3 separate regions of the Homo sapiens genome follow, and regions 2 and 3 are each linked to region 1. Evidence: chromatin loops called from intact Hi-C (ENCODE). Cell type or tissue: endothelial cell of umbilical vein. All regions are shown on one strand. Region 1 overlaps CD40 (CD40 molecule). Region 2 holds the start of SLC35H1 (solute carrier family 35 member H1). Region 3 overlaps SLC35H1 (solute carrier family 35 member H1).

Region 1 (8,000 bases):
AACCCTCCCTCATCCTATTCCACACAGTCCCTCCTGCCCCAACTTGCGTGCTCCCAGCTGTCTGGAAACCAGTCCCAGAGATAAGGCTAGATAGAGCCTAGAGGTCCTTTGGGACAGGTTGGCTCAGTAGAAGGATGGATGCCACTTGTGAAATAGAAGCAGTGACTCAAATAGGGAAATAAAGTCCAGACCAGGGGTCCTCAGTTCTGGCTGAATCTCAGAATCACCAGGGAAGCTCTAAAAAAATATACTGATGATTGGCCAGGCGCAGCGGCTCACACCTGCAATCCCAGCACTTTGGGAGGCCAAGGCAGATGTATCAACTTGAGGTCAGGAGTTCAAGACCAGCCCGGCCAACATAGTGAAACCCCGTCTCTACTAGAAATACAAAAGTTAGCCTGGTGTGATGGCGGGCACCTGTCATCCCAGCTACTCAGGAGATTGAGGCAGGAGAATCGTTTGAACCCAGGAGGTGGAGGTTGCAGTGAACCAAGATCGCGCCACTGCACTCCAGCCTGGGTGACAGAGCAAGACTGTCTCAAAAAAAAAAAAAAAAATACTGATGCCTAGACTATGACCGTCACATGCCACCTCCATGGAAATTTTATCTAATTGGTCTGGGATGTGGCCTGGGTAATTCTAGGGGTTAGGAACAGAAGCTTTGCAGCCAGGTGGAACCGAGGCCCCGCCCTGCATGTTCTAGCTGCCTGATCATGGATGAAGGAGCCGCTTCCCCTCTCTGAGCCTCAGTTTTTCTCATCTGAGATACGGAGTGAGCCAACACACAAAGGGCTTCAAGAAGATTTGGAACACCGGTCTTTAGCACAGGGCCTGGCACTTGGTAGTGCTTGGGAGGAGAAGGGCTTCCTCCCAGGAGCCAGTGGGGTTCCCTCAGCTCTTGGTGGCTCTGGGGTTGCTGCCAGCTCCTTCCCTCAGGCACTGCTGTGCCCTCCCGCCTCTCTCCATATTAAACATTAGCCCCCTGCCTTCCTCAAGCCCCAGGCTCAGCATTTCATTTCCCCTGCCCCCACCCCGTATTAACACTTCCCAGGGGTCCTTCAATTAGATTCACACAAGAGTCCCTTCCTCCTCCTGACCCCCAATTTCCCAGACGAGGTGGGAGGGCAGGGAGAGGCGTCTCTGTCCCTGATTTTATCCCATCACTCGGCCCTAATTAGTATTCCAAGGAGAGCCCTCTCCACAGGCCCCAGGATTTGTTTGCCAGCGGCCAGTTCCCTGTCTCCCCAGTTCAGAGTGAGTAATTCTGTCCCTCCCAGGCCCATTTAAGGGAGTGAATAATTAGTTACATTCAATTAGGCCTCTCGCTGCTACTGTGGCTCCTGCCTGCCTCACTTTGGGGGACAGGCACGCTAATGAGATGGCACGTGTCTGATGTGGGAGCCGGTGTTAAACACCATGGACCCCCCACCCTCCGCAGGGAGCAGAGAGTCAGAGGGAATGGGTAGGGCTGGGGAGAGTGGGGTGTGGAGGGGAGAAGACAGGAGAAACTAAGGGTGGGGACTCAGGGATGAAGTCAGAGAGGAGGGGAGAGTGAAAGGTGGAGAGAAAATGGGAGGTAGGAGACGAAGAGATGGAGAGAGAGGAAAAGCGGAGGAGGCACCAGGGAGAGACTCATGAGGAAAAGGAAAGAGAAACACTGCCTGAAAGTCCAGGAGGGACTTCATGGAGCCTCTTCATGAATCAGCATCCAGCCCTACAGTGGAATCCTATGCACCAATTAAAAAGCATGCTGTTGCTGGGTGCAGTTGCTCAGGCCTGTAACCCTAGCACTTTGGGAGGCCAAGGCAGGTGGATCACTTGAGCCCAGGAGTTTGAGACCAGCCTGGGCAACCTGGCGAAATGCCATCTCTACAAAGAAACACAAAACTTAGCCAGGTGTGGTGTTGCATCCCTGTAGTCCCAGCTACTCAGGGGCCTGAGGCGGGAGGATCACCTGAGCCCACGAGGTTGAGGCTGCAGTGAGCCATGATCGTGCCACTCCAGCCTGAGTGACAGAGTGAGACCAAAAAAAAAAAGCCATGCTGTCCATTTCTATGTAATTGGCATGGAGAGACGTCTGCCGTACACTGCTAAGCAAAGAAGGCTGCTTACAAAACAATGCATATAATAATAGCCCAAGTTTAAAAAAAAAAATGTTTATCTCAGAGAAAACAAGTCTAGAAGGACCCATATCTTGTGGTTAGCAGGGGGTGGGAGGTTTACAAGTGGTCTTACTTCCCTGGTCCTGTTTATTGCTTGGATGAGGGGTGTGGTGCATGAGCATGACTTTTATAATTAGGCAGAATAATAACACTTGTTCAAAAGAGAACAAGGTGAGTCGGAATAGCTGGAGATGGGAAAGGAGGTAGTTAGAAAGCATTGGAGAAAGCAGGAAGGAGGGTGCGGGCAGATGCTGCAGAGGATGGGAAGGAGCACTGGAGTGAGCGGGAGGCAGAGAACTAGCTGGGCACCAAGGCCCAGAGGGATGTGCCAGTCAGCAGGGAGCCCCAGGGACAGGAAGGGAGGGCGAGCATAGGAAGAGAGAGGCGCCCTCACCCCCTGCCCACTGGCTGTAGCTGGCTGGGCCCAAGCTGCTCACCGACCTTGCTGGGCTTCTCCTGGAGCACCCACGGTAACCATACTGCTCATCCCAGGAGGAGCCCCCTCAGGAGCTTCCTCCATTTCCCCAACTCCAGGACCACAGCATAGATTTCTTTTTTTTCTTTCTTTGTTTTTACAAATTAAAACTGCATCTCCCCACCCCTACAGATGGGTTTGTAATTTGCTGTGCCAGAATCAGTCGGTGGGAGAGAAGTCCTTGGGGGCAGGGTCTTTAATAACTTCTGCTGCCCGAGGAATTGACTGCAGGGCCTGAAGGCTTAAGTGGGAGAGCTGGTGTGTGTTCCTGCCTGTGGCTGGGGCTGCACGGGTGGGAGTGTCGGGGGACTGTTCATAGAATGAGGAGGACATCTACACACAACTAGGCCTCTCCCAAGGGAAGTCCCTCAGTCCCAGAGCATCAGTGCCTTAGGCCCTGGTTACCTGGGGTGCACAGGGTGGATCCTAAGCCCCCAGGGGCTCTTCAACTCCTGGCTGGGCACAGAGAGAGACAAGCTGCCCAGGACATGTTGCCTGAGCCAGCTCTGGACTTTCTCAGTGCCTCTGTTTCCCCACGTATAAAAACAAAAGGATAGGACACAGGGAAGTTTCCAGTCTCTTTTAATCCCAGCCGTCTGTGACATGCTTTCCCATGCTCTCACCAAGCTTTTGTGGGTTTTTTTGTTTTTTTGGTTTTTTTTAGACAGAGTTTCGCTCTTGTTGCCCAGGCTGGACTGCAGTGGTGCAATCTCGGCTCACTGCAACTTCCACCTCCAGGGTTCAAGCGATTCTCCTGCCTCAGCTTCCTGAGTAGCAGGGGTTACAGGCACGCACCACCATGACCGCAAATTTTGTTGTATTTTTAGCAGAGATGGGGTTTCACCATGTTGGCCAGGCTGGTCTTGAACTCCTGACCACAGGTGATCTGCCTGCCTCAGCCTCCCAAAGTGCTGGGATTACAATCGTGAGCACAATGCCCGGCCACTTTTGTGGATTTTTTGACCAATTTTTGGAATTTAAAAATAGTAAGAGTTCACATAAAAATCCAGATTCCAGGCCTGGCACGGTGGCTCATGCCTGTAATCCCAGCACTTTCAGAGGCCGAGGCGGGCAGATCACGAGGTCAGGAGATCGAGACCAACCTGGCTAACATGGCGAAACTCCATCGCCACTAAAAATACAAAAAATTAACCAGGCATGGTGGTGGGCGCCTGTAGTCCCAACTACTCGGGAGGCTGAGGCAGGAGAATGGCATGAACCTGGAAGGCGGAGCTTGCAGTGAGCCGAGATCATGCCACTGCACTCCAGCCTGGGCGACGACACAGCGAGACTCTGTCTCAAAAAAAAAAAAAAATCCAGATTCCAGACAATCTGCAACCCTCATTCCTGCTCGGCAACCATTGGAAGGAGCCAATGGAGGCTGTCCCCCAAAGATGGGCAGAGCCTCTCCATTTTGCCTAGCGTCTGCCACCTGACTTGACTCCCAGCCCTTTCTCCAGCCCCTGCGGGCATGAGTTTACATCACCCCGCAACATATGCCTACTTTCCTACTCACTGAATGAGCAAAAACCTCAGGCTTTTGAGTCAACCTAATTAGGTCCAAATTCCAGCTCTAACTCTCGAGACCTTAGCAAGTCATTTGACTTCTGCATCTCATCTGTAAAAAGTATATTGTAAGAGACCACGTCTTACGCAGGGCTGTCATAAAGATTAAGGCAATGCATGCAAAGTCCTTAGCGCTGTGCCTAGCACATAGTGAGCACTCAGTGTCTTAGCAGTGTCACTGTGCACAACCCTAGCTCCGGATGGGGCACACAGTGGGACCGCAGCTGGTATTTGTTAAGGAAGGAAGTATTCATGACAAGGATGAGACCTGGGAATGGATGAAGTTGCAGAGTAGAAGCTTCAGGAGGCTCAGGCTGATGGGGTCAAGGGAAGAAAGGTCTCCTCTTCCAAGTGTGGGCGGGTGTGGGGCGAGTCAGCAAACCCAACTTTACTCAGGGAGCCCAAGCCGCCGCCAGGGTCTTCGGGCGTTACCTTGGCGCCACCTTCTGGCTGATGCGCGCCTCACGGCCACCCCCTCCGTCCACGCACCGGGCAGGACCCTACACCCTGAAGAGGTTGGTCCTCTCCGCTATTTTCAGAACTGGAAGGATCCTTAGAACTCCTAGGGACCCATCATGCATCCGGGAACAAAAGCCCAGAACTGAGTAACTTTCCTGAGGCCATATAGAAAGCTCCTGGCCAATCTCTATTTAGAACCAGAATGTGCTAACGCTGCCAAGAATAACCACCTCTTCCCTTCATTAGGGACGCTAAGAAAAACAAAATTGCACATTGTTGTGCATGGGCTCTGCTGATTCTCAGGGGGAACTTCTCCCAGAAGCAGATCCTGAGACTAGGGATGAATGCAGGTCGTTTATTTGGGAGTTGAACCCGGGAAGCACCAGTGGTGGAGAGGGGATGTGAGACAGGGAAAGGATGGGAATCAGTGCAGAGTGCCCACTGTAGGTTCCATAGCTCAGTCCCTCCAGGGAGCCTCGGAGACACTGTAGAACACAGCTCACATTTGTCCCTCCCAAGGGCAAGGAAGCTTGAGTATTTATCCTCCCACTTTCAACCTTGGCTGGCTGAAAGTACTTCGGGGAATTAACTCCCCCATCTACAGCTTACCTGGCCTGCCTCTGCACCAAGCATGTTTTCAAGACCTGGAAAAGCCCTGAGGCAAGTGATCCCCAGTGCTTGCAGTCAGAAACTGGCTGCTTACACAGTATAGGAATATGAATGCTGGCTGGGCGCGGTGGCTCACCCTGTAATCCCAGCACTTTGGGAGGCCGAGGCGGGAGGATCACTTGAGGTGAGGAGTTCAAGACCAGCCTGGACAACATGGTGAAACCCCTGTCTCTACTAAAAATACAAAAAATTAACTAGGCGTGGTGGCGCACACCCATAGTCCCAGGTACTTGGGAGGCTGAGGGAGGAGAGTCACTTGAACCTGGGAGATGGAGGCTGCAGTGAGCTGGGGTGGCACCACTGCACTCCAGCCTGGGCAACATAGCAAGACAACACCTCAAAAGAAAGAAAGAAAGAAAGAAAGAAATATGAAGGCAGTAGTTCCCCAAGTATAAACCCTGGGCCGGCAGCATCAATACCACTTGGGAAACTTCTTAGAATGCAAATTCTTGATCTCCATCCCAGACCCACAGAATCAGAAACACAGGAGGTGGGGCCCCACGATCTTTAACAAGAAGAGGTGGTTATTCTTGGCAGCGTTAGCACGTTCTGGTTCTAAACAGAGATTGGCCAGGAGCTTTCTATGTGGCCTCAGGAAAGTTACTCAGTTCTGGGCTTTTGTTCCCGGATGCATGATGGGTCCCTAGGAGTTCTAAGGATCCTTCCAGTTCTGAAAATAGTGGAGAGGACCACCTTGCAGGTGGTCCAGATACACGCTCAAGTTTTGTTGTTGTTGCTATTGTTGTTGTTGTTGTTGCTATTGTTGTTGTTGTTATTTTAGATGGAGTTTCACTCTGTTGCCCAGGCTGGAGTACAGTGGCATGATCTCGGCTCACTGCAACCTCCACCTCCCGGGTTCAAGTGATTCTTCTGCCTCAGCCTCCCAAGTAGCTGGGATTACAGGCACCCGCCATCATGCCCGGCTAATTTTTGTATTTTTAGTAGAGACGGGGTTTTGCCCTGTTGGTCAGGCTGGTCTCGAACTCCTGACCTTAGGTTATCTGCCCACCTAAGCCTCCCAGAGTGCTGGGATTACAGACGTGAGCCACTGCGCCTGACCCACACTCAAATTTGAGAAGCTCTGACCTAGAAGAGAACACAGGAGGCATCAATAGCGTCTGCTGCAGATATTGTCACCATTTGTCAGATAGGGAAACTGAGAAGTGAAGCAGTGAAAGTGACTCATCCAAGGCCACACAGATGATCTGTGGCAGGCGTGGGTCTTTGGTCTCTTTCCACCATACCACCAAAGAAGTGAACAACACTCACTCTTAGGCTCTAGATAAGAGACAAGAATTAGGTCCCAAAGTTCCCCTTCCCCGCCACCACCACTTTGCTCCACTTTCTAAACCAAAGGCCTCCACCTGGTGTATCCAAATGGTTCTTGAAGCTCTTCTGGGAAGCCTGCCAAGCCAGGTGCCCCTCTCTTGGCTCGCAGCTGCCCTCACAGCCTCCACTGGGATAAGCCCTCTCCACATCTCCCCTTGCCCCCCATCGCCCCACACCCTCCAGCCAGCAGGATGTGTTGGGGAAATCCAAAGCAGGTTCTTTCCTGGGAAAGGCTGAGACCCCTGGGTTAAACCTCACCTCGAACCTTTGTGCCGGGGTTCTGCATGGCACTTTGCATTGCTCTTCCTTCTCCTCCTTGTCCTCCAACCTTCCTCCCCTCCCCTCCCCTCTGCTCCCACTCCATCTGCCGCTCCTCCTGGCTAGGCTCCCCCTCAGTTGGCTCAGCAGGAAAAGAGAACAGGATGGTTTATTTTTATCCTGAGATACTGCTTGGGGGAAGGGGATACCATCTGACCGAGAAGCAGTAGCTCCTGCAGCCACAGGGAGGTCAGAAGGCGGTGAGAGACCCAGGATCTCCCTGGGAAGGAGCTACAGATGTCAGTTCCAGACAGCAGGCAGATCTGGGAGGAGCTCAGGACCCAGAGTGAGGAGCTCTGAGCATGGCACCACCAGACACCGCTGTGTGACCACAGGCAAGTCACTTCGCCTCTCTGGACCTCATTTCCACCTCTGTAAAAGAGGGAGGGATGCAGACCCACCCTGCTGGGGAAGGCTATTTTTGTGAACATGAATCAAATGGGAAGAGCACTTTGCAATCTCAATACCACATGTGAGCACACATGGAAACCACCCTGGAGGGGCAGCAGCCTGGGGACATTCTTATTTATCTACAGAAAATGCCCTCATTCCGTGAGCCTGACAGCAGGTTAAATAGCTCATGTCACCCAGCATGTTCACCCCCGTTTTTCTTTTTACATGTTTGATGATTTTTTAATTACATAAGCATTATGTGAATTCACTCTCCTTTTGGGAAAAATGATGAAGCATTATGGGAAAGCCAAATCTCCCTTTAACCAACCCTCCCCCAGACCCTTCTTCCCCACCCCAGACGTCACCACTCTTCGAGCTGTGGGTTTTCTGTGTACCCTTCCAGAACCCTTGTTATATCAATATATGATGCATATTGTATTTATACATATATCCATAGGCAATATACATACATAAAAGCATGTACTTTTTTAAAAAGTTCCATACCCATCATTCAGCAGCATGCCTTTTTTTCCTTACTCAACAGTGTTTTTGAGATTCTGTTGTATAAATATATTCTAATTTTATTTAGCCAGTCTCCTGCTGATGGACAGTTAAGCAGCTTCCAGTTG
Region 2 (8,000 bases), 230 kb before region 1:
AGATGCCCTTGCCTTCCAGTCCAAGAAACTGCTTCTTGAAATGGATTTAACAACAGCCACTCACCTTTTCCTCCTGAGCCTGCTCTCTGATCAGCTGGATCCCCACGTGAGCAACAGCTGGCCCAGGAAAGGCTGCCTGCAGAGGACAGGTGTGTTGGGCGTGTTGAGAGCCTTGAAGTGACTACCTGTATCTTAGATCTGAGTACAAGCCTGAGGCTTTTGCTTTTGTCTTTTTTGATGAGGGCTCACTCCAGCTTCATATGGTGCCAAGACGTTGCTGCTTCTGAGGTTGGCTCTAACATCTCTGGTCTTTAGAGCCACCAGATCTCTCTGGCCCATACAGATATCAGAGCAGACGGAAATTTCTCCCTGCAAGCGCTCAGTCTCATCCCAGCAAGTCAAAGACCTCCTGGCCAAGTCCTGCCCTCTTAAGTCTCCAGGAACGCTGCAGGGAAAACCCAGCTGAGGCCTGGGCCTAGACTGTGGTGAGGTCACTAGATTCTACTGCTCTTCCCCCACATTAATACCTTTTCCTTCCTCAGAGAGAAATCTCCCCTAACCTGAATTGCAGCCCCCTCCAGTTTGCTTTCCTTTGGCCTTCCAGACCCCAGGAAGTTGGCCTTCCCTTCCTAGTGCTATGGTTTCTGCCATTGGCCATGATTTCAGGGAGCTGGCTGAGGCCGGCTGAGGCCACACCTGTGCCAGTGGGGCTTCCCTGGTGCTGCAGCACTTGTAAACCACACACACAGCCTCTCTCCCTGGACATACGTTAGCACATTGGCATTCAGTATTGGTGGCCTGGCATGGTAGGTACTACCCAATGAAGAGTGTACTATATATTTTCATTACTATAGGCCATACTTATACAGACGTGTATATATATTTATATAAGATCTACCTATCTTAGGATGGAACCTTGGGGAAAAATAAAATTGAGGGGAAGTAAAAAGTATGTAACACTTCCAGTTGTGAGCCAAGATTGTAACCAGAGAGCAGCCAGGAGCTTCCTGTCAGTAACCATGTTTTCAATAAATACTCTTTCATGTACAAACTGTGGTTCCTGTTAACAGCTGTTTGTCTGTACTTGCCCCCTGCCCAATGGTGAAGATTTCACCTTGACAAGACTTGATCTCCATGTATCTGGGAGACTCTGGAGAGCTCCAGCTGGAGCCCTTAGTCACCTTCCAAGAGTCCCTTCCTCCTCATCATTCGCTCCTCCCACACATACACACACACAGACACACACCTGCTGGTTAAGAGTGTTCACAGATTGCTGCACTGGGACGAAGCGTTTTCTGCTCAACCCTGCTGGGTACAGCAAGGTAAGGCATACTGTACACCCCCATGAACACATCCTCCCTCTTCTCCCTGCCAGGGACACAGCCAGGGAACAGCTCGAGTACTTGTGCCTTACAAAGAAGACACGCTCTTTACCCTGTGTGTTGCCTGTGCATAGTGCCCAGCCTTCCAGCTGGTGTTTTAGGCTGTTGCTCCAAACCTTGGCCTTGGTAGCTGGGAGACTTAAATGAGGGTGGTGATGAAAATAGATCTCTTGCCTCTGAGAGAGAAGGGTGTGAGGACAGGCTCTTTCAAAAGGCATAGAAAGTGCATGCAATACAAGCCTGAGGACTGAATAAAGCCAAGACCTTGGGCAGTGATGGGTACCATTGTAGGTGCTTGGTAAGCACTGAATGAACTAATGCCTGCATGATGCCAGCTGGCGGCGGTGACAGCCGCAGTTTGCATAAAACACTGCTTACACTCTGGCCTTGAGCCTTCTGTTCAGAGGGGCCAGGGATCCCAGCTGAGTCACTTGTAAGGATCCATGTTTGCAGCTGGTCTTACTGCCAGAGAGCCCAGGAGGAGGCTAGAGGAGGGCGAAAGGCACAAAACTGGGTCTGAATGTGCAACCCTAGCTTGCCCTGGCCTAATGTTCTTGACTGCAAATGCTGCCCTTTTAATCCATCCCGCAAGATGAAGAAAATCTGAACTCCCTAGGCTGGCATTTTGGGGCCACTGCAACCTGCCTCTTGGCTACTTTAACCACCACAGTTACAAACAACCTGTGAGCCCCAGGCACGGCTGGAGCTTTCTCACCCTCCTTTAGGATTCTCCCATTTCCTCTATCTGGGATGCTCTCTCCCTACTCAACCTATTGAAGTTGAGATAATTCTTAGAAAGTTTCATACAGAAAATATTTCACAAATGTTTCGTATTACTTCTGGATCGCCCAAGTTTTAAGTTGTAATGGCCCCAGCTGGCCTGAGCTCCCAGAAGAAAAAGCCCATGAGATACTTATCTTCGTGGTTCATTCCATGGTTGCCCAGCATTAGACTGGACATAAGAAAAACAATTTGTTCAGTAAAAGTAAACAAGTTACCATTTTTTGGATGCTCACTGTATGCAGAACACTAGCAGGCACCGGGGTTCCAAAGCAAGCCCCTGATTGAGCGCGGGAGAGACGCAGACAATTACACGGCTGTGCTCTGAGCCTGAGGGACTTCGCGGAGGACAAAACTACGCTGTACCTCAGAAAGACCAGACCACCTCAGAACCCGACCACAACAGACGCCCCGCCCCCGTGCTGCCCCGCCCCGCCTTTTCGCCCCGGCTCCGCCCAGCCCCTGGGTAGCTTCCGGCGGAAGTTACCGCCCGTGCCGCGGTTCGGCGGCGGCATCCGGCCTCGCACTTCCGGTGGGGAGATTCCGGCCTGGAGCTCCCAGGGCCGAGGTGAGTGGGTGTGCGGCCGGCCTCCCGGCGCACTCCCAGAGGCTGGGGGGCCGGGGCTGGAGAAGGGAAGCGGGCTCCCCACCCGGGATCTGCGCGGGTTGACATGGGGCACGCCACGCCCCTGCCCCTCCCCGGGCCTCAGTTTCGCCGTCTGTGGAGGGGGCAGGGGTCTCCAAGCGCCCTCCTGCAAGGCACCTGCCGGACGCCGGCTCATCTGGTATTTCCTGAGCACCTGCGACGTCCTGGGTGCGGGACCCGGGCCGGAATCGGACACGGCCCTGCCCTCTGAGGGGCTGCTTCCCGCGGTGGGATTGGGGCGGGCAGTAAACACGTGAGCAAACAAGGAAACGTCAGAGGTGGGAGTGCCACGAGGATTGGGAGGGGTGGGGCATTGGAGAAAGTATTCAGCCAAGCGGAGGTCTGCGGAAGGGAGCTGAAGGCAGGAAGAGCAGCAAGTAAAGAAAAACACAGGTTTGATGTGTTTGACACGTGGCAGGGGGCCGCTGTGGCGGGTGCTGGGACCAGTGGCAGAAGAATGAGGTTACAGAGGCCTTCCTTGTGGACCAGGCTGAGGAGCTGGGCTTAGCCTTAGGGCATGATCTGTTTCGTGTGCCATCTCTCTGGCTGCTTTATAGATTCCAGGCCTTAGGGGCGAAAGAGGAAACAGGGAGACCAGTTAGACCAGTGGCAGTCAGCAGGTGAAAGATAATTGTGGCTTAGACTGTGGTAGTGGGAATGGAGAGGAAGAGAAGTAGAGGGGTCAAGAAGTGTATTGAAAGTGGAACTGACAGGGCAGGATTTGAGAAATGACAGAAATAAGTGGTCAAAGATGACTTCATCATAGATTTTTGGTTTTGGCTTAAGTAACCAAGTGTATTATGCTGGCATTTACTAAATGACTTTGGGATAGATTGGGAGCGTGAGAAATAATTACGAAATCTTCTTAGGGCATCTTAAGTTTTAGATATTTGGAGTGCAGCTACCAAATAGGCAGTTAGATATATGAGTCTGATACAGAAAAGGTCAGGGCTGATGTAAAGAATTTAGAAATCATTGGCAAGTGGATTGGGTAGGATGAGATTATGTAGGGTAAGATTTAAGAGAGAAGAGAAGCCAGGTTCCAAGCTTTAGGCACCCAATTTTTATAGATTGAGTTGACAAGAAGGTGCCAGCAAAAAAGACCAATAAGGAGTCCAGAAAAGCAGAAGAAAAACCAGGAGAATGTGGTATCGTGGCACCCAAGAGAAGGTTTTTTCTAGGAGGAGGAAGTGATCCATTGTGTAAGGTAAGAATAGAGACTAAGCCGGCCCGGCACGGTGGCTCACGCCTGTAATCCCAGAACTTTGGGAGGCCAAGGCGGGCAGATCACCTGAGGCCGGGAGTTCGAGACCAGCCTGACCAACATGGAGAAACCCTGTCTCCACTAAAAATACAAAATTAGCCGGGCATGGTGGCACATGCCTGTATTCCCAGCTCCTCGGGAGCCTGAGGCGGGAGAATCACTTGAACCCGTGAGGCGGAGTTTGCGGTGAGCCGAGATCACGCCATTGCACTCCAGCCTTGAAACTCCATCTCAAAACAACAACAACAACAAAAAGAATAGAGACTAAGCCTTCGAAGGGGCAGCAGGGAGGAGGGTGTGGTGACTCATTGGAGCAGTGGAGATGGGCTGAAGTGAGAGCAGGGGGTGAAGGAGTTGGACTGGCAGTGCGGGGTCCTCTGGGGAAGTTTCACTGTTAAGGGGACCAGGAGGGGAGTAAGCCTCTACCATGAGCCAGCATTTAATGCTGTACCTGATGCCACTTTACAGTTGGAGAAACTGAGTCCAGAGGTCAAGTAACTTAGGGTCACACAGTAGTGAGTAGGGACACCAGGATTTGATTCTCAGTGTCTAACTCCAAAGCCCACACTCTTAAGCACTAAACCATGCTGCCCAAGTTACAGTTAGGAAGATGGAGGGAAGCAGGTGTGCCAGTGATGCACCAGCCAGCCTTACCTTGATGTGACTGCTGCCCCCAGCTAAGCTGCTCTCTGTGGAAAGTGGGGCAGAATATGGACTTTCCTTCCTGAGCAAATGAGATTTCAAAAAGAGTTGTTTACTCCTTTAAATCTTGTTTCCCTTATAAAATAAGGGTGGGGACCTTTTCAGTTTCACGTCTGTGTCTCCAGTGGTGGGCCTACAGGAGTGCTTGATAAATGCTCATTAAGTGCCTAGATGATCTCCAGGGACCCTTCTAGCTGAGATTTGGCTTTGTGTTTGGGCATAGGTGACCTTCTGAATCCCAATAAGAAAATAAGTTAAATTTGAGACAGTGCTTCTTGTAGGCGGGGTAGCCATAGGGACTTATTGGAGGCAGGGGAACTGGGCCAGGTCTGTGAAGGAAGGTCAGCATTTGAACAGTGGAGGGAGGGTGTTGCGGTGTTGCAGTGCTGCAGCAGGAAATGCAGCAAAAGCAGGAGCTGCAAGAAGTTGGTTAACAGAAGAGTGAACAGACTTCCCTGGCTTGGAAGCCACAGGAGGAGCCATGAGGGAAGAGTGCTCAGAAGAAAGCTCTGTTAGTGCCAGCATGTCCTGTGAGTGCCTGTCACAGGACAGGGTCAGCAGTGGTTCTCAACAGGGAGCAGGTTTGATCCTCAGGTGACATATGGCAGTGTCTAGAGACATTTCTTGGGTATCACAACTTGGGATGGGGGGAAGGATGTGACAGGTGTCTGGTGGGTATGGGCCAGGGATGTTGCTAAACATCCTGCCATGTAGAGGATGGGTCTTCTCACAAAGAATTATCTGTCCCCAAACAGCAGTAACGCCCAGGTTGAGAAACCCTGGCGTAGAGGAAACAGTGTGGGTTTTGAGATCTGTAGACGTATGTTTGAGGCCCATGCGCCCTCTTTGTTGGAGGAGCCTGATGGTGGTGGTTGCAGGAGAAGTAGAGAGAACCGTGTAGGAGACTCCTGCAGTCATTTGGGGAGAGGATGGTGGCTGAGATGGTAGTGGTGGAGTTCAGGACATGTGCTCATATTTGGGATATTTCTGAAGATAGAGCTGACGGTATTTATTGATTGAATGTGGGCTAAGGGGAAGAGAGGAATCAGATGAGCCTAAGGCTTTTGGCCTGAGCAACTAGGAGAGTAGTGGAGCCATTTGCTGGGATGGGAAGTAGGAAGAGGAGCAGGCTTGGATGAAATGGGGGTGTGGAAAACACGAGTCAGTTTCAGACACTCTAGATGTGAGTGAGATGCCTGATATTAGATATCTAAGGGAAGAAGAGGTTAGGTAGGCATTGGATATTCTTCTGGAGTTCACATGAATCAGAGCCGGGGCATATATTGGGAAGACATCAGCTTACAGAAGGCATTTGAAGGAATGAGAATGCATTAGGTCAGGTAGGAGTCTCAACTCATTGGATCTGACACCTCTTTTTTATTACAAATATTTTGTAACAGTCCCTTTTATTACCCTAAAATGAAACATATGATTAATAAAAACTGCCTACACATAATTTTTTAAAAATCAACAAATGCAGCCGGGCGCGGTGGCTCACGCCTGTAATCCCAGCACTTTGGGAGGCAAGGCGGGCGGATCACCTGAGGTTGGGAGTTCAAGACCAGCCTGACCAACATGGAGAAACCCCATCTCTACTAAAAATATAAAAAATTAGCCGGGTGTGGTGGTGCATGCCTGTAATCAGTCCCAGCTACTAGGGAGCCTGAGGCAGGAGAATCGCTTGAACCTGGGAGGCGGAGCTTGTGGTGAGCCGAGATTATACCATTGCACTCCAGCCTGGGCAACAGGAGCGAAACTTCGTCTCAAAAAAAAAATAAAATAAAATATAAATAACCATGCCCTATAACATAAAAGGAAAGTAATTGATAGTAAAACAAAATATGTTTCAATATGTAAGTTTCTGGGCACAATAGTGCTGGAAGTTGCAGTGAAGCTGTCCCTTCTGTGTGGACCCTCTAGGAGTGTGATGGCCACAGACACAGACTGACACAGCCGTGTTGTGTCGCACCTCGAAAACCACTAGTGCCATTGCTGTAGATGATGTGGTTTTTCCAGAATGGACACTTTTGGTGCCATTTTGAGACCAATTTTGACCATTTTCAGTCTCCCTTCATTGTACATAGGCGTCTTATTCTTGGAAGTGTTAGTTCACAGCAGAACCATGGAAACACTGCACTGTGTTTACATGTAAACAGAGTTACATTCTAGGTTCAGATAATTATAAGCTAATCTTTCACCTATATGGATGTCAAAGTCGTGCGGGATGCAGAGCAGTAATTGGCTATGTGGACTGCCCCTTCTTTATCCCTGCTTACTGAACGCCAGGAGCATATCCCCAAAATACCGCCACAGGTTTCCAAAGCTCCTCTGAAGACAACTGTAGCCCCAGAGATTCATTTGGACACAGCCAGCTCCCTGTTTGCCCCGGGGAGGGGAAATAGTAACAAGAGTTCCAGAGTGCAGAATGGAATGTAACTGCTCCCTTCAGAAATGTTGGGGTGGGAGATGGAGAATGTGTCTGATCGTGAAGCCTAGGAAGGCTTCGAGAAGAAGGTGGCGTTTCAATAGGATGGGAATGTCTCAAAGGAGGATCTGTGGTTGAGGGGGGCACCCAGATGAAGCAGCAGGTATCATCACATAACACTGGACCTGAGGCTCCTCCAGGCACAGACAGGTCTACCCGGCATGCTCCGGGCACTCATCAGGGTTGGCTGGATTGACAGGGAGGCTGGGAGTGGTTTCATTTGGCAATACCGTAAGGCAGGCTCTGCTTCCAGGGAGTAGTGGTTACAGCCTGGTCTTACAGTGTTCCAGCCGTTAGAGTGTTGGTTTCCTTCTCCATTTTTAACCCCTAAAGACCAGACCAGTCCCCTGAAAATCGCATGCCTGCTCTCTGTCAGTCATCAAACCAGACGGAGAACTTAAAGTACACCAGCTGTGCGTAAGGCCAGTGTGGTCTTACTGGTCCCTATCTTTGTGCCGCTCGTAGCCTCTCAGGGGACAGACATTACTCAAATCACACCCTGCACAAGTGCTATGAAAGAGAAGTAGGAGAGCCGTGAAAGCAACATGTATCTCAGGGGACTGATTCAGGGGATGGGGTGGGGTTCCCTGAAGAAGTGACCTCTGAGCTGAAGATAGGTAGGATTGATGAAGGACTGAAGGGTGGGTGCAGTGTTCGTTCATTTCCTTCAGACAACGGGAAGAAAGCTGGTGTGTTTGGGGAGCTGAAAGGCGCCCAGTGGGGCCAGGTCCTGGAGAGCCT
Region 3 (8,000 bases), 220 kb before region 1:
AAAATCTCTCCCCACTCCTTCATTATGCCCCCTTGTACCAAACGCCACACTCTCCCTCCCCTCCCGTGTGTTTACACCATGCCCCATCTCTGCAAAACCTCATCTGAAAGCCCCTGGTAGTCGTCACTTGGCAAAGCTGCATGGATTTAGCTCCTTTAATCTTTTCTGGTAAATTAATCCCCCAAGCGCCTTCATTACTTATGCTGCTCTTCCCCGAATTCCCTTCAATTTGCCGACGCCTTTGCAGTTCTGCTGAGCCCAGCACCAAACAAGATGTCCTACACTGTGAGGCTGTTTTGCCTGGGGGGACTGTCACTCGGCATTTCTTTGGTGCTTCCCTCCAAAAATCTCAAAATACTCGTCCAGCTTCCAGCTACCACAGTTGTCTCTTGTGCCCAGTTCTGGGCCCCCCTTCACCCTGTGCTAATACACCACGAGGACTTTCGTGTGGGAGGGACGCCGGGAGTCATTCTTCCAGATGGACAGTGTTGGAGGGACCATGACTCCTCCGAAAGTCTAAGCTGAATTTGGGGTAGGGGGTGTGCATGCCTGTGTTTCTGGAGCAAGGGGCCATGTGTTTGCATTTTCTTTTTGGGAAATGTTCATCAAGTGATACCACGGGTTGGAGAAATACCAGTCTGGTCCCAGGCCTCTCATTTTATCAGTAAGGAAACTGAGGTCCAGAAAGGGGACACATCTCAGCCCAAGTCCCACAGCTCTGTACTAGCAAGACCTAGATTAAAATGAACGTTTGTAGGGATAGAATTTTGTCCCTGTTTGTAGGTGAACTGGCTGAAATGTAGACCAAGGAGTTCCCTGAGTGGGCTGGGGCACTGTTGGTCCTTCGTCACTTGGTAGCCGCCCTACCTTCTTTAGCCCAGTAGTTACCACAGCTCCAAAGACCCCATGAAGTCAGCAGCCATGAGCCCCTCCCCACAGACCAGTAAGGGAATACTGTCCAAAGGTGCAGGGCACTTCCATCCGTCTTTCCATGCAGGGCCACCCCCCTCTACTTCACCCCAGAGGCTCAGACGAGCCCTCCCCATCATTCCGCTAGGATCCCCATCATCCCACTAGGATCTCCATCATCCCGCTAGGATCTCCTTCATCCCACTGGGATCTCCTTCATCCCGCTAGGATCCCATCATCATCCCACTAGGATCCCCATCATTCCACTAGGATCCCATCGTCATCCCGCTAGGATCCCATCGTCATCCCGCTAGGATCCCATCGTCATCCCGCTAGGATCCCATCATCATCCCGCTAGGATCCCATCATCCCGCTAGGATCCCCATCATCCCGCTAGGATCCCATCATCCTGCTAGGATCCCCATCATCCCGCTAGGGTCCCATCATCCCGCTAGGATCCGCATCATCCTGCTAGGATCTGGCTTGTATTGCCCCCAGGCGCTCTGGCAGCCATCACTGCTTCCCTGGTTTCCCCAGGTCTCAGGCCATCTGTGTGGGATCACTTTATACCTTCCATGCTTTTTCTCTGGGCTGCAGACAGTTAGCAGGTCTCAGTAAGAACTCACTACTACAGTGGAAGATCTTGTGTGGTTGGCATTGGGCTGGCCAAGGCAGCCCAGGACCCGGCCTCCCACTCTCTCTCCCTGTTGCTTTCAGGTCTCCATTTGTCCACATCTGAGAAAATCTTCCGTTTCCAGGACACAGGGCTGCTCCTGCGGGTACTTGGGAGCCTCTTCCTTGGCGGGATTCTCGCCTTTGGTTTGGGCTTCTCTGAGTTCCTCCTGGTCTCCAGAACCTCCAGCCTCACTCTCTCCATTGCCGGCATTTTTAAGGTACAGACTCGGGCGTGATGCCAGTCCTGTCTTAGAGAGGGAGCCCCCAGGGGTTTCTCACCAGCAGCTTCAGTCCCAGCTCCTGCACCCCAGGGCCCTGCAGAGAAGAGAAGGAAGTGCCCCATTAGGTGCCAGGCACTTTGCTGAGTGCTGTGCTGGCCCCTCCTTCTGCCTTGACCACAGCCCTGTGAGAGGGTATGATCACTCCCATCCCACAGACAGGGACACAGATGGAGAGCCGCCCCTCCCCAAGGGCACAGCAGGGGCCTCAAAGCCAGCTCTGACTCTGCTAGGCCTGGAATGCATTCACATTTTACCTTGACTGCCAACTCTGGCACTGGGCAGTGGCCTGGAGCCACAGGTTGAACAGCCCCTATCCAGACTCATCAGGAAAGAGTTCCGTGATTGACTGGCGGTGTCCTCCAAGGCCATGGCCAGGGCTAGTGAGACCCTGAGAAAGCACCCCTGTGGCCAGCCTTGCTGTACCTCTGCCTCGCAGGCCTGTCCTTCCCTCTCATACCTCTTCTCACTTCTCCTTCTCCCTCCCACACATTTCAACAGTCCTCCCTGTTCAGGGGCAGGGAGGGACTTTTCTCTTTGGCCAGGCACACACCAGTGTTGAAGCAGTGTTGCCTAAACCCAGAAATGCAGGCCTGTCCAAGGGTCTTCTGGTGGCCAGCCGCATGCTGAGGCATGGCTGTGGTTCTTGGATGAACGGCCTTGCCAGTCCTGTTTGGAGTCTCTGTTTATAGAGAGCCCCGGGACCAGTTGTGTCTTCAGTCCGGGGTAACACAGCATTCTCACACATAGGCTCAGGGCTCTCTTCTGTGGCTGCCTTCTGGGGCAGCCGTCCTTTATCCTTGTGGATAAGGCGCGATCTGGACACCCTGGTCCCCAGCCTGGGATCTGGTTTGCCTCTTTTATTCCTGACAGAATTCCATGACAAGCACCTCCTTTGTTGCATCTCACAAAAGGAGGCTGGCGGGACAGCGCCGCAAGCCGGCCGGGTCCCCTGACCTCTCTGCCTGCCTGGGCCCAGGATTTCAGTAAGATCTTGATCTGCCCACCTGAGTGTACCTAGTGCCCCCACCTTCCACCCTCCTGGTCAAGCAGCCAAATCTGCCTGTTGATCATGCTCCCTCCTGCTTCTCTGCCCCCAGGAAGTCTGCACTTTGCTGTTGGCAGCTCATCTGCTGGGCGATCAGATCAGCCTCCTGAACTGGCTGGGCTTCGCCCTCTGCCTCTCGGGAATATCCCTCCACGTTGCCCTCAAAGCCCTGCATTCCAGAGGTAACCCAGAGTCCCTTCCAGAAGCCTCTGTTTTCTGTTCTTCTCCCTGTGACTCTTAGTGATTCTGATGCAGGAAGTGTGCCCGGTGGCTCTGCTGCCGTCACTCCTCTAGGAAGATGTGGGGGTCATCTCCAGAGTGGGTGGGTGGGGCCTGGGTGACTCAGCACACATGCAAATCAGAGCAAACCAAGAAAACCACGACTGGGCCTGTAACTGTGGTCTCTCTCTATCCCAAGGTGATGGTGGCCCCAAGGCCTTGAAGGGGCTGGGCTCCAGCCCCGACCTGGAGCTGCTGCTCCGGAGCAGCCAGCGGGAGGAAGGTGACAATGAGGAGGAGGAGTACTTTGTGGCCCAGGGGCAGCAGTGACCAGCCAGGGCAAATGGCTTAGAAGCAGGCCACTCCCCAGCCTGCTGCCAGCACTCACTGTGCTCAAGCCGCCAGGGCTCATCATGGTAGCTGGGAGCTGTGGACGGGAGTCACCAGGTGGTGGGGCCAAGCCAGGGACTCATGACTTTTGCCCCTCCCTTCAGAGCCTGGTCACACAAGGGGCGAGCACCAGGCCAGCCTGGGACTGGCCAGAGCTGGGCCCAAGCTGCGCTGGAATCGCAGCAGGAGAGGGGAGTGGGCTGGTTCTTCCCACCACTTCCCAGGCTCTGACAGCCGAGACTCATTTCCAAGGCACAGCAGCTTTCTAAAGGGACTGAGTTTGGACTGGGTTTTGGACCTCCAGGGGCTGGAGCTTCATCACCTGGGCAGTGTCTTTTCTCAGAGAGCAGGTTTCTTTATAGTTTGGAAATAAATGGTTCACGGTCCACTGGCCGCCTTGTGTTGCTGGAGACGTGGGGGCAGGGAGGGGACAGTGTGGGCCTGGCCTCTCCTTTCCTTTCCCTGCCTGGAGCCTTCTTCAAATGTCTGGTCTTAAGCCAGGCCTCCTTCATTTTCTCGCTCCTGTTAGAACACCAGTCCCCTCCCCAGTGGGGCCCCACTGCACCTGCTGGCAGGAAATAAATGAATGTTTACTGAGTACTGCATTCTGGAGACCTTACATGTTTTCACAGCCTAGTTTGAATACTGGCTTTGTCACTAGCTGTGTGACCCTAAGCAAATGACCTAACCTGTCTGTGCCGTAGTTTTTTAATCTGTGAAATGGGGATAATGTCTATCTCAGAGTCCTTTTGAAGATTGAGTCATTATTAGTAACAGATTAAATGTTATATAAGCATTTCTTTTAATCCTTTTAACAACTAAGAGACTAAAGCCTGGAAAAGATAAAGAGCTGCTTAAGTGGCCGGGCTGAGGTTCACATCCAAGTCTGTGTACGTCTGTGTGTGCACGTGCTGCACGTGACATCCACACAGCCTCCTGGAACTTCATGGGCCCCTGGGGCTTGGGCTTTCCACTCCTCCTTGGCCAAGTCCCACGTCTTCTCTAGACTGCAGGCCTCTCTCAAATGAGGAAGGGAGGGGGCAAGACCCCAGCTCTGATGTGCTGTGGACTGAGTCTACTCCTGTAAACTGGTTCCCGGGCCATGGGAGACCCCCCCGGCCCTTGGGGACAAAGCTTTCCAGGCGAAGTGCTCCTAGGCACTCACAGCAGGTGGCGCCATTGCACCACACTGGCTCCCAGAGCCCAGCTGCCCTGCCACGGCTATCCAGACACCGGCAGAAAAGGGGTGCTTGGAAGAGGACAGTGGGTATCCATGGGTGGGGACAAGGATAGGGCTTGTTCTAAAATTGTTTCCATCAGGTTGGAGTCACTAAAGCTCGTTCGGTTAAGCCCAGGAGAACTTTAATACTTTAAAAATGGGTCTGCAAACTTCCTGTAAAGGGCCAGATAGTAAATATTTGGGGTTTGGGGACCATATGGCGTCTGTTGCAGCTACTCTGCCATCGTAGCACAAAAGCAGCCATAGATGACACAGACCCAGGGTGTGGCTGTCCCAGTGAAACCCCATTTACAAAAGTAGGATCCAGCTTGCTGGCTGAAGTTTACCAGCAGGAGAACCCTCAAGAATTCTCGAGTCCAACTTCCACTTCTGCAGCAGGAGACTGAAGCCAGGAGGGGGCGGTGACTAGCCCGAGGCCCTCAGAGCCTCCGTGCTCAGGAGTCAGACCGAGATCTGCCTCTAATTCAGATTCCCAGCACAGACTCAGCAGGCGGAGGTGGAGCACCAAGGGCGCTTGGAAGCGGCCTCTTATCTGGCTCCTGCACCTCTGCCCCCCTTGGATTCCGCAAGCTCAGAGGCCAAGATTAAAGGAGGCTCGTGCTCCAGCTGGATGATGTGGGAAGAGCCAGCCAAGGAGGGGGGCCAGGGCCTCCTCCGTCTTAGAGGCTGCTTGGGATGCAGGCTGCTTGGGCGGCAGGGGGAGTCTGCCAGAGCCCCGCTGGCTCAGGTGGATGAGAGCTTCCTGTCTGCTCCCCCACTGCCCGCCTCCCAGCACAGGGAGCAAGCGTTGCTGTCTGGTGCAGTAATTACAAGGTGCAGAGCGGGGGCCCTTACCTCGCACATGTTGGGTTCAATGACAGCCCTTCATTTAGCAGCAATTACCAGCTGAACCTAAAGGAGGGCTCCCTCTCCTCCCCCACCCAGCCCACCCAATCGCCTGGCCTCCCAGGCCAGACAGCGTCCACCTCGGCATTGAGCCCTAGAACCACCCATGCTGTCTGCAGCCATTGCATCTCAGGGCTGCAGCATCACCATGGCAACGCGGTGCTTGCACAGGTTGAGGGGAAGCTGAGGATGTGACTTGTCTCTCCAAGGCTGTGGTGTCTGTCCCCACACAGCCCCAGCTCCGAGGCTTCTGCAGAAGGGGCGGAGAGAGGACTGACCTGCAGGTTCGAGTTTCAAGTGCTTACCTGCCCACCACCTCTCCCAGGGGCCCACAGTGGAAGGAAGGTTAATGGCTCCAATATGTGAGGACGTCCACAGTTGGTGTTGTGGTGGCGGTGAGAATGGGCTGCAGTTTGCCTGTGGGAGGGACCTGAGCCATCAGGCAGGGCCCGGCATACCTTCATCTTCACTCCGGTACCCTTTTCTGCCTTGAGGGCTCAAGGGATTGTCTCCATCTGTTTCTGCTTTATCCTGCTGTGAAAAACCTGAAAATCCCAGTGGCTTGAGAGTAGTTACATGGCACCAAGAGAATTCTCCTCATGGTACTTGCTGCAGCTTCCTGCATCACACACTAGTGATGGACTGAGGGTGGGGACTCCCAGGCCATCCATTTAGGTCGACAGCATTCAGTGAGTACTGGCTACATGGCAGACACTGCCGGACTTGGGGACAGAGACATTCATTTTTGGAGTCAGCCTTCCTCCCAGCCCAGGAAAGTGATGAGGCAGTGGGCTGGGGAATGGGGAAGAAAGAACAGAAAAGACCGTTCACTGGGCACCATCTAGGCCTTTGCCATAGGTTATTTAATCTGTAACAGCCCGGTGCAGTAAGGACTGATTGTATTTCTTTCCTAGCTGTGGAAACTAAGTTCCAAGTGGTTAAGCATAACGATGGCTAAGGATACAACCTGCAGACGCCGTAGAGTGAGAGACGTGTCTCTCTTTGCTGTGATTAGCTGCGTGCTTTTGGACACGTTGCTGATCTTCTCCGAGCCTGTTTCCTTGTCTCTACAGAAGGAATAATAATACATACACCTGAAGGAAGCTACTGTGAAGGTGAAATAAAATAATGTAGGTAAAGCACACAGTGCTCGGCTCATAGTCATCACCACTCAGGAAATGGAGCAGGAAGGACGTCACATAACTCGCCCAGATGAGAGGAGGAGCCAGCGTTGGAGCTCTGGCCTTCCAAGATCCCCATCTCTGCTGCAGTGTCTGGTACTGAGCATGCACTTAACAGATGCTTTTTTTTTTTTTTTTTTGACATGGAGTTTTTGCTCTTATTGCCCAGGCTGGAGTGCAATGGCACGATCTTGGCTCGCTGCAACCTCCACCTCCCGGGTTCAAGTGATTCTCCTGTCTCAGCTTCCCAAGTAGCTGGGATTACAGGCACCCACCACCATGCCTGGCTAATTTTTTGTATGTTTAGTACAGGGAGCTCTAAAGCTGAGATGCCTTTCAGAGTTGTCCCAAGTTGGGGTGAGAGGTTCATGGCTTTACGCCACAGCATTTTTTGTATTTTTAGTATTTTGTATTTTTGTATTTCAGTACATGTTGGCCAGGCCGGTCTTGAACTCCTGACCTCAGGTAATCCACCTGCCTTGACCTCCCAAAGTGCTGGGATTACAGGTGTGAGCCATCGCACCCGGCCCAGATGCTTGTTTTTTGAAGGAATTTCCACTAGCGGAAACTAAAGTGGGGATTTTACAGGTTCTAACTTCCAAATGACTTGCCCTGTAAGAAGGGGCTGCTCCCTCCCACCACCGCCCATTCCTGCCAGCCTCCGGTCTCCCAGCCATCCCATGGAGTTTTCACCCTAACTGCACAGCCCTGACATCAGCCACGTCCCTTCACCCCTGCTTTGTAGTAACCAATTAGCTTAACGTCTGTTCCCATGGTTATTTAGTTTCGTTGGCAACTAACATACTTCCCAGAAACAGGCCAGCATCTCCCAGTCCCACCACCATCCTGCTGGTGGGGCCGTCCTCTTCTGGATGTCAGATGAGAACTCTCCTGCTGGGGAACAACAGAAGGACAGAACATAGAACCAGAGGAAAATGCATTCAAATGCATTCCATCAGTGTTTCTGGACAGTCTACAATGTGCCCTGGCCGGTGATCGCTGCTGGAGATATCGAAGTCATTAAAACATGGTCTCTGTCCTCAAGGAACTTCTGTAGGGCTTTTTATTTTATTTTATTTTATTTTATTTTATTTTATTTTATTTATTAGAGATGGGGTCTTCCTCTGTCTTCCAGGGTGGAGTGCAGTGGCACAATCATAGCTTACTGCTACCTT

Evidence for each region. Hi-C counts contacts between places; a loop is a spot of excess contacts. Peaks named below come from ENCODE experiments on the same cell type or tissue, not always from the same donor. Only the 100,000 strongest peaks of a DNase experiment are listed, where the experiment ranks them.
Region 2: it touches region 1 in a loop (3-fold over the local background); 4 of 110 quality-filtered maps call a loop at or near these places.
Region 3: it touches region 1 in a loop (13-fold over the local background); 80 of 110 quality-filtered maps call a loop at or near these places.

What each region holds. Positions count from the first base shown.
Region 1 is chr20:46,129,448-46,137,447 of GRCh38, reverse strand. CD40 (CD40 molecule) reads right to left here. Exons shown (of 9, transcript NM_001250.6): 9 at 7,590-8,000. Among named protein-coding and RNA genes, the nearest start is that of CD40, 15 kb to the right of the region's middle. RefSeq lists enhancers at 4,331-4,380, 7,379-7,528. In endothelial cell of umbilical vein, a CTCF peak has its summit at 4,646 (motif pointing left); a DNase peak (open chromatin) is centred at 4,667; H3K27me3 peaks cover 736 bases.
Region 2 is chr20:46,359,101-46,367,100 of GRCh38, reverse strand. SLC35H1 (solute carrier family 35 member H1) reads left to right here and starts at 2,676. Exons shown (of 10, transcript NM_015945.12): 1 at 2,676-2,730. ELMO2 (engulfment and cell motility 2) reads left to right here. Exons shown (of 22, transcript NM_133171.5): 22 at 1-1,051. It overlaps LOC124904917 (a long non-coding RNA gene), which reads right to left and starts at 2,562. Exons shown (of 3, transcript XR_007067614.1): 1 at 2,381-2,562. RefSeq lists a silencer at 2,536-2,955. In endothelial cell of umbilical vein, no CTCF peak of the experiment used is centred here; DNase peaks (open chromatin) are centred at 2,640 and 3,090; H3K4me3 peaks cover 1,236 bases; H3K27ac peaks cover 970 bases.
Region 3 is chr20:46,345,853-46,353,852 of GRCh38, reverse strand. It overlaps SLC35H1 (solute carrier family 35 member H1), which reads left to right. Exons shown (of 10, transcript NM_015945.12): 8 at 1,627-1,802; 9 at 2,963-3,092; 10 at 3,329-7,869. The coding sequence ends at 3,459. Among named protein-coding and RNA genes, the nearest start is that of SLC35H1, 15 kb to the left of the region's middle. RefSeq lists enhancers at 1,391-1,981, 2,219-2,278, 2,289-2,428, 1,982-2,573 and a silencer at 2,689-2,983. In endothelial cell of umbilical vein, a CTCF peak has its summit at 4,693 (motif pointing right); DNase peaks (open chromatin) are centred at 3,232 and 4,692; H3K27ac peaks cover 1,065 bases.